2 separate regions of the Mus musculus genome follow, and region 2 is linked to region 1. The links are chromatin contacts, found by Hi-C in ENCODE. All regions are on one chromosome and are shown on one strand. The core of a region is the stretch at or near the end of the contact, and the rest is flanking DNA. Distances in the headings are between cores, read along the strand shown. Region 1 has its middle 8.5 kb from the start of Gm35399. Region 2 holds the start of 4930542M03Rik (RIKEN cDNA 4930542M03 gene).

What was found. A loop is a pair of places that touch in the nucleus more often than their neighbours do.
Region 2: a loop to region 1 is called in a map of heart, with 2.6 times the contacts of the local background. The contact joins the promoter of 4930542M03Rik here to the enhancer-like site in region 1. A Hi-C loop is called at or near these places in 1 of 37 maps with a recorded cell type or tissue (heart).

The regions. Positions count from the first base shown.
Region 1 is chr17:45,579,966-45,583,737 of GRCm38, forward strand. No RefSeq gene overlaps it. Among named protein-coding and RNA genes, the nearest start is that of Gm35399, 8.5 kb to the left of the region's middle. Within about 2 kb of position 1,707, at least 2 of the 3 ENCODE cell types and tissues checked have a DNase peak (open chromatin) inside an H3K27ac peak, as active enhancers do; they include heart, where a contact is called at or near this core.
Region 2 is chr17:45,879,341-45,883,043 of GRCm38, forward strand. 4930542M03Rik (RIKEN cDNA 4930542M03 gene) reads right to left here and starts at 2,112. Exons shown (of 2, transcript NR_152136.1): 1 at 1,874-2,112; 2 at 509-885.

The DNA.
Region 1 (3,772 bases), core at 457-2,956:
TGTAGCCTTCCTTGGCTGTCCTCGAACTCAACTCTGTTAGACCAGGCTGGCCTCAAACTCACAGAAATCCCCCTGCCTCTGCTTCCTGAGTCCTGGGATTAAAGGCACGCACCGCATCGTCATGCCTGCCTACAGAATCCCTTTTTCATCCTTTAGCCTTTCTGTTTTCCAGAGTAAACCAGGCACGCATCGAGGAGTCCCAGTCCCCAGCTATGGGAGAGCTGAGTCATTCATGATCTCTGTGGCTCTCCACCTGTTACCTTCCCTGCTTTACACATGAGAGACTCTGAGTACCTGGTGTAAGGTGACCTGGGCACGAGGTGCAGTGGTATAGGTCCCACAGTCTGACTTCCTCACAAGCAAGTGGAGAAGGTGCTCCCATTGAGGTGGGGGGCAGGGAACCTGTGACATCACATACTTTGCTTAGCTCCAGCAGCCCCTACCCCAAACCCAGGGTGCATCCCGTCTCCAAAGTCTTGGGATTCCTAGCTGACTGACTGACAGCAAGAGCCCAAGCAGTAATCCACACTGGAAGAGGTAACTAGGTAAGTATGGCTTGGTTCTCAAGCTCCCAGCGCCCAGAGGTGTGGGGGAGGGGAGCAGGTAGCTTAGGTGGACCACCCCAGGATGCCGAGACTCATCCTGGTTACCAGGGGACCTTACGGGGCAGCAGCATTAAGAGTATCTTCTTGCTGTTCAGTGGTGGTGCACACCTTTAATCCCAGCATTTGGGAGGCAAAGGCAGGCAGATTTCTGAGTTTGAGGCCAGCCTGGTCTACAGAGTGAGTTTCAGGACAGCCAGGGCTACACGGAGAAACCCTGTCTCGAAAAACCAATAAATAAATAAATAAATAAATAGTATCTTCTTACCCTGTACCAACTCTAATAAATAAATAAATAAATAAATAAATAAATAAATAGTATCTTCTTACCCTGTACCAACTCTAGGCACGTGGTTTAATTCCCTTAGCAGAGCCTGCCCGATGTTCCCACTCCCTGGCGAGAAACCGGAGCCACAGAGAATGGCTTTTCCTGGTTTGAACAGCTGGGCCCAAGACAGATGACTCTGTGGGTCTGAATTCAAGCCAAGTGGCCCTACCCCCTGAAAAGGCCAAGGAAGAGCGTGCTGCTGTCTCGGGCCCTGCTGATCCACACTTAGCACTTCCCCACAGCTAGGACCCAGAAAGCCGCGTGCTCGGGACTACCGGGAGGGGTAGAGGGCTGAATGGGCACACCATGAAAACAAACAGGGTAAGCCTGTTTTTCTAGCCTGGCTAGAACACAGTCATCGATGGGTTAAGGAGTTGAGGACTCTGGCCATTCCCACCCTAGGAACACTACGGTCCCCAGGGACCTGTATGGACTGCCAGCCTAGCTGTGACATCATTCTGGCCAATCTCCTGCCGTCACACTTTCCTGTTTGCACAGCCAGACAGCACAGTTCTCTGCTCACATCCATTCCTAGTTGCTATCAACTTAATTCTACGAACAATTTAGTTTAGGTGAGAATTGAGGTTCTCCTGTCTCTCCACTTCCTTGTACCCTTGTTTTCACATCTCCTCCTTTCTATACCTAGAGGTTTTTAAACAAAGGTAGAATTTACCAGTCTTCTCATGTAAACACCGGAAAAAGCAGACATCCTTGCAGTCACTGGTCTGCTCAATTGCAGTGGTGGATTATGACCACAAGGGGGTGCTCTGCAATCTTCACCATATTGACCCACACAGTAAAGGACTTTTACATCAGTGGCAGCCATCCAGAAAACAGCAGTTCAGTAGACTGCTTTGAACAGAGACCAGAGACGTCAGGAAGTGATGTACAACATTGTGGCAGGAAGGATACCTGGCAGTCCCTTGCTCAAGCTTCCCTCCCTCCCAGGAGGAGGAAGTAACCTGCAGTGGGTCCTGACTCTCCTTGACCTTCAAGGTGGTGCCTACAGAGCTCACTTGTGGTCAGAAGCCATCAGTGTAGTTACTCAGGGACAAGGCTATGCATTAGAAGAGTTTGAGGTGGGGGAGGCTGAAGAGAGATCTCAGTGGTTCTTAAGAGCACTGGCTCCTCTTACAGAGCACCTGGGTTCAATTCCCAGGACCCACATGGTAGTTCACAACTGTCTGCAACTAGATGTATATGCAAGCAAAACACCAATGTACATAAAATTGTTTTTTTTTTTTAAAAAGACTTTGGGAGAAAACGATTATATTCCAGATATTTTCTTCAACACTGGTGGCAGAATCATAAATGCCCCCCTCCGACACCCATTCAGGTCAGTGCCAGAGTTAAGAGCCTACTAACATTCAAGGACATTCAAGCAATGAATGTCACCACATAGGTGGGTGGGACATGAGATGGGGTAAACTTGACAAGCGTCACATGCTCATGAATATCTTCAGATCACCCCTAGGAACCAGGGAGCACTTTCAGCTCAAAGTGTGACAGGAGATAAGTCATATCACCAACGCCCTAGGGCGCAGAACGGGGAGAGACTTTCACAAGCCAATGGTAGAGAGTCAAACATCAGGGAACTTTGGGGAAGGGAGAGACACCCTTGTAATCACTGCACAAAAATTCCCTTGTGATGGTGCCATGCCTCAATCCTAGCCCTCGGGAGAGTAGCCATAGTGAGTACCATGCCAGCCAGGATGCACAGCCATCTTGCTGAATCTTCAACACTCTTCGGAAAAGCTAAGACCAGTAAAAAAGTAGTTACAGGCAGGACAGCGGTGGCACATACCTTACTTCCTAGTGCTCAGGAGGCAGAGACAGGAGGATCTCTAGAGAGCAAGTTCCAAGACAGTCAGGGCTACACAGAAAAACTGACTCAAAAAAAGGGGGGAGGGCGGGGAAAGGGGAGGGCTGGAGAGATGGCTCAGCGGTGAGAACACTGACTGCTCTCCCAGAGGTCCTGAGTTCAACTCTCAGCAACCACAAGGTGGCTCACAAGCATCTGTAGTGGGGTCTGGTGCCCTCTTCTGGTATGTCTGAGGACAGCTACAGTGTACTCACATACATAAAATAAATCTTTGGAAAATGAGTAATTACACTCTCACCAGTTCCTTGTGGCCACACACGGGGGTGGATTAGAGGGAACCCAGGAGCCAGACTGTAGGTAGGAAGTTAGAGTTTGGGAAAAAAATTCGGGTTCCCCAGAGGCTACCAGTGTTGAAAAAGAAAGCTGCTAAACCTCTCGTGAATTTCAGTACGAGGAGGAAGTCAAGTCATTGGAGCTAAGGGCAAGCAGGAGAGACTTTGTTTGTATTTTTTAGCTTGCCTCCTAGTTAGGGAACAGGCAGTTTGAACCAGATAGCATAGGAAGGCCATTTCTAACAGAGCAGATGTATGCTGGGGGTGTTTGTTGGTTGATTGGTTTGGTTGTTTGAAACATGGTTTCTCTGTATAGCCCTGCTTTCCTGGAACTTGAACTGTAGACCACCAGAACAGCCTTGAACTCACAGATCTGCCTGCCTCTGCCTCCCAAGCGCCAGCATTAAAGGTGTGAGCTACCACTGCTGAGGCATGTATGCAGTTTTGACAAACTAGTCATGGACACCCGTGCTTGGTACAGTGATGCGTTTAACCTCCAACCCACCACCAAGCTTGACCTTAGTAAGGATTGATAACAAGCAACTGGGGAATGGAGGGAGGGATGGCTCAGTGGTTAAGAGCATTGGCTGCTCTTCCAGGAAACCTGGGTTCAATTCCCAGGAGCCACGTGGCAGCTCACAACTGTCTTTAACTCCAGTCCCAGAGGGTCAGATGCTCTGACACAGAC
Region 2 (3,703 bases), core at 862-3,361, 300 kb after region 1:
ACTGGCCATCCTGTAGGCCCAGAGAGGGGGAATTTACATAAACGAATACCTAATGAGCCCTTTCATGCCCTAGTCCCTGTGTGGGGATGATCTCACACCCCTGCCTGTCCCCAGCGAGATCCTCATGTCTGATGAACTGTCTGCTCTCACCACTCCCTGAGGGAAGATGACCAACAACTCTCCCAGCAATCTTGACATTCTTAGCAGATGCTAAAGATGGACCTTCTGAGCCAAGCCAAACCCTCAAAAAGCCCTGTAAGCCCCTCCCATATGTCCCCAGGGTTGTCATGGTCCGGAAGGCAGCAGCCAGTTTAGGTCTGAGACAGATTATCTGGATCCCTGCCTGAGTATTCAGAAGACACACCCCCTCTAGTGTCTAGGGCTTCTTCCAGGGTGGTGGGCTGGCTCCTTTACAGTGGCTGCTGTACTATGCTCCTGGGACTCAAAACCAACACCTTGCCCTCATTAGTGCAATGTTCTAGTCAGCGGTCTTAGGGAGATGTGATGATGTTAATTATGTACTGATTTATTTAATTCCTGCTCTTGTAAAATGAGTGCTGCTTGCCTTCCTTCCTTTCCCCAGGGGCTTCTAAATTCCTGGGGGCATGGCAGGGGCTGGGGCTGCCAGCAGCAAAGATAGTGGGCTGGACTCAGAGGTCACAAAAAACTAGAGTCATTTGCTAGCTCCAGTGACCCTGAGTAACCTCCTTGAGCCCAGGATTGGGTAAGGATTATGAGTTTGGCGCTGGGCCTGCCCTGAAGGGAAGCTCTCAGTAGATCTCTGCCTCTGTTATCATTATTGTTCATTATTATTTTAGTCTCTCGACGGAAAGATCATCTCCTTCGCTCCATGTCTGTCCTGGACAAGGAATCCAGTAGAATTTCCTGCAATGAATAGAGGGCTTCAGTATCTGCGCTGTTCAACATGGTGGCCGTTTGCCCCTGTGCTTTGAGCAGCTGAGGCACTGAATGGCAGCCATGTGCCAAAGAGATTCAGAAGAGTCACCTGGGTCCTGTGGAGACCGGGCCATGAGTACAGATGCAGGCCATCTACTGAGAAAGTACTTAAGTAATATTAGCAGCCACAAACAGTGAGAAAAGTTATGACATATACAAAATCCTCCTGCCCCCGCCTCTGGAATAGCTGAGAATATAAATCAGTGCCTCTGGATAACAGGTTTGTCTGCACCATTCTGAATATCTCCTGAGCCACAGCTCAAGAAAAAAGAGCCGTTTCCACTGCTCAGGGACAAGGGGAACATGAGGACCATGAGGATAAAGATAACTGCCTCATCTGGTCATACAGAATGCTCCCGGGAGAGGCAGCCAGGGTACTGCACAGAGAGGAGGTTTGGTGAGCATCTATCTGATGGTGGGGTGTGACCTTTCTTCATTCCAGTTCTCCAACTCCAAACAGGGAGTTGTTAAAGTCTGTGTCTTTTCTGAACACTAAGTTTCCATAGATCCATCTATCTGCCAGGCTCGGTCCAATAGCTGGAGGTGGGAGGTATGACCAGAAAACAACGGGCCAATAGCTGGAGGTGGGAGGTATGACCAGAAAACAACGGGCCAATAGCTGGAGGTGGGAGGGTACTACCAGAAAGCAACCGGCTTCTAAGAAATGGTTGGGCTGGATGCAAAGCCAGGGCCCAAAGCTAGTCTTCGGAATTCCCCTTTCTGACAACCAAATGAGAAAACAGTTCCTCCATTTCAGAGAATTGGTGCAAGCTTGTAACCTTTGCTTCTTGCACAGCAAAAGCTTGAGCCACGGGGTGGAGGTTTCCCAACTCTAGGACTCCTCAGTGTCTCCAGAGGCAAAACCTCAAATTCCTCCCAAAGAATAGGATCCTCTGAGAGTCCCCAAAATCCTTACCTTCATCCTGGCTCACTGCCTTCTGGGTTCTCATAGGACAAGGTAGGGTTAAGGAGCCTCTATAAATTGTGTCTCTTTGTAGAACAGCGGTTCTCAACCTTCCTAATGCTGCGACTCTTTAATACAGTTCCTCACGTGCGGTGACCCCCAACCTTAACATTTTTCATTGCTACTTCATAGCTGACATTTAGCCACTGTTATGAATCACACCGTAAATCTCTGATCTACAGGATATCTGATATGCAACCCCAATGGGGTCCCGACCCATAGGTTGAGAACCACTGTTCTAGAATCTCCTGGCCTACTGTTGGAGATTCCCGCGTCTGTAGCCAGGAGCAACAAGACACCAACCAGAGCCAAGGGCACACAGTATATTTCTTAACTGGATTTGGGATGACTAAGTACAGTGGGTGGTAAAGCCAGACGAGATGACTGACTGTCAGCTAGACATGTGGCCACCTGGTTAACAGGTTCAGATAGGGTCTTCCTGCTTCTGCTTGGTCTACACTACACTCTACTGTAGAGCACCTTGGGACAGAGGTCAACTCTGTTCTGACAGGGCCCTGTGTCCTTGCCCGGGGAACCTTTTCCCAGTCCCACAAAGTCCCTGGCTTCCACAGCAGAATTTCAGCTTTTGAAAAAGCCCAGCTTCAGGCCAGCCTACCCAACCATCCAGTTCTGGGTCTGGGGTAGGTGGAGATCACCTGTACCTACTCAGCTGGGAAGTAGGTTGACCCTGGGATCCACTGCCCCCCACCCCACCCTCCACCATATTAACTGCTTACCTCACTCCTGTGACAAAGTACCTAACGGAAACAGCTTAAGAAAGGAAGGGCTTATTTCTGCTCATCATTTTCTTATTATTTAGTGTGTGTGTGTGTGTGTGTGTGTGTGTGTGTGTGTGTGTGTGTGTGTAAGCTCCCACATACCACAGCCTGTGCAGGCAGGCTGATGTACCATAGTGCATACACTGTAAAGAGGCCAGGGGACAACTTGGGAGTCAGTTCTCTCCTTCTCTCTGTATGGAGACGCTGTCTCTCATTGGTTCTGCCATCCTGTGTACCGCAGGCTAACTGGCCGCTGAACTTCTGGACGGTTCCTGTGTCTCCCATCCCGCTCTGAGAGTGCCAGGGTTACAGATGCATGCCCCTCAGCTGGCTTTTGATATGGGTTCTGGGGACTGACCTCAGGTTTGACCTATCAAACCATCTCCCTGTCTCCTATTGGAGGATATGATCCATCTTGGCAGGGAGGCCAGAAACATGAGGTGGCTGGTCCACATTGCAGCAACAGTTAGGAAGCAGAGAGAGAGAGAGAGAGAGAGAGAGAGAGAGAGAGAGAGAGAGAGAGAGAGATGCTGGTACTCAGACGTCCCTCTCCTTTGGTTTCTATTCAGTCTAGGACCAAGGTCCACGGATGGTGCTGAGCACAGGGTGGGACTTTCTACGGCAACTAATTTGGCCCAGATACTCCCACACAGACACACCGCTGGGTAATTCTAATGTCAGTCAGGTTGACATTGATGAAAAGATACCACACTGTTGCACTTGAGATTACAGGCCCATCTCTAGAACTTTTGGAAGGGACAGGAAGGAAGCTGTCTTTGCTCTGGCTGACACCTGGCACCAGCTGATCCTGGCTGAGTAGCTTTTGAGGCCTTCCCGCCCTTGGACTCTCATTGTGTGTGGGAATGACTCTGGATACTAGGCTGTGCACAGCCCAGCAGTCAGTCAGCTCAGGCCAGACCTTTCTGTGAGGAAGAAACCAAACCAGAGAGGGCTGGACGCCAGAGCTAGAAGGACCAGAGCTAGGAGGAAGCACCCAGAGCTA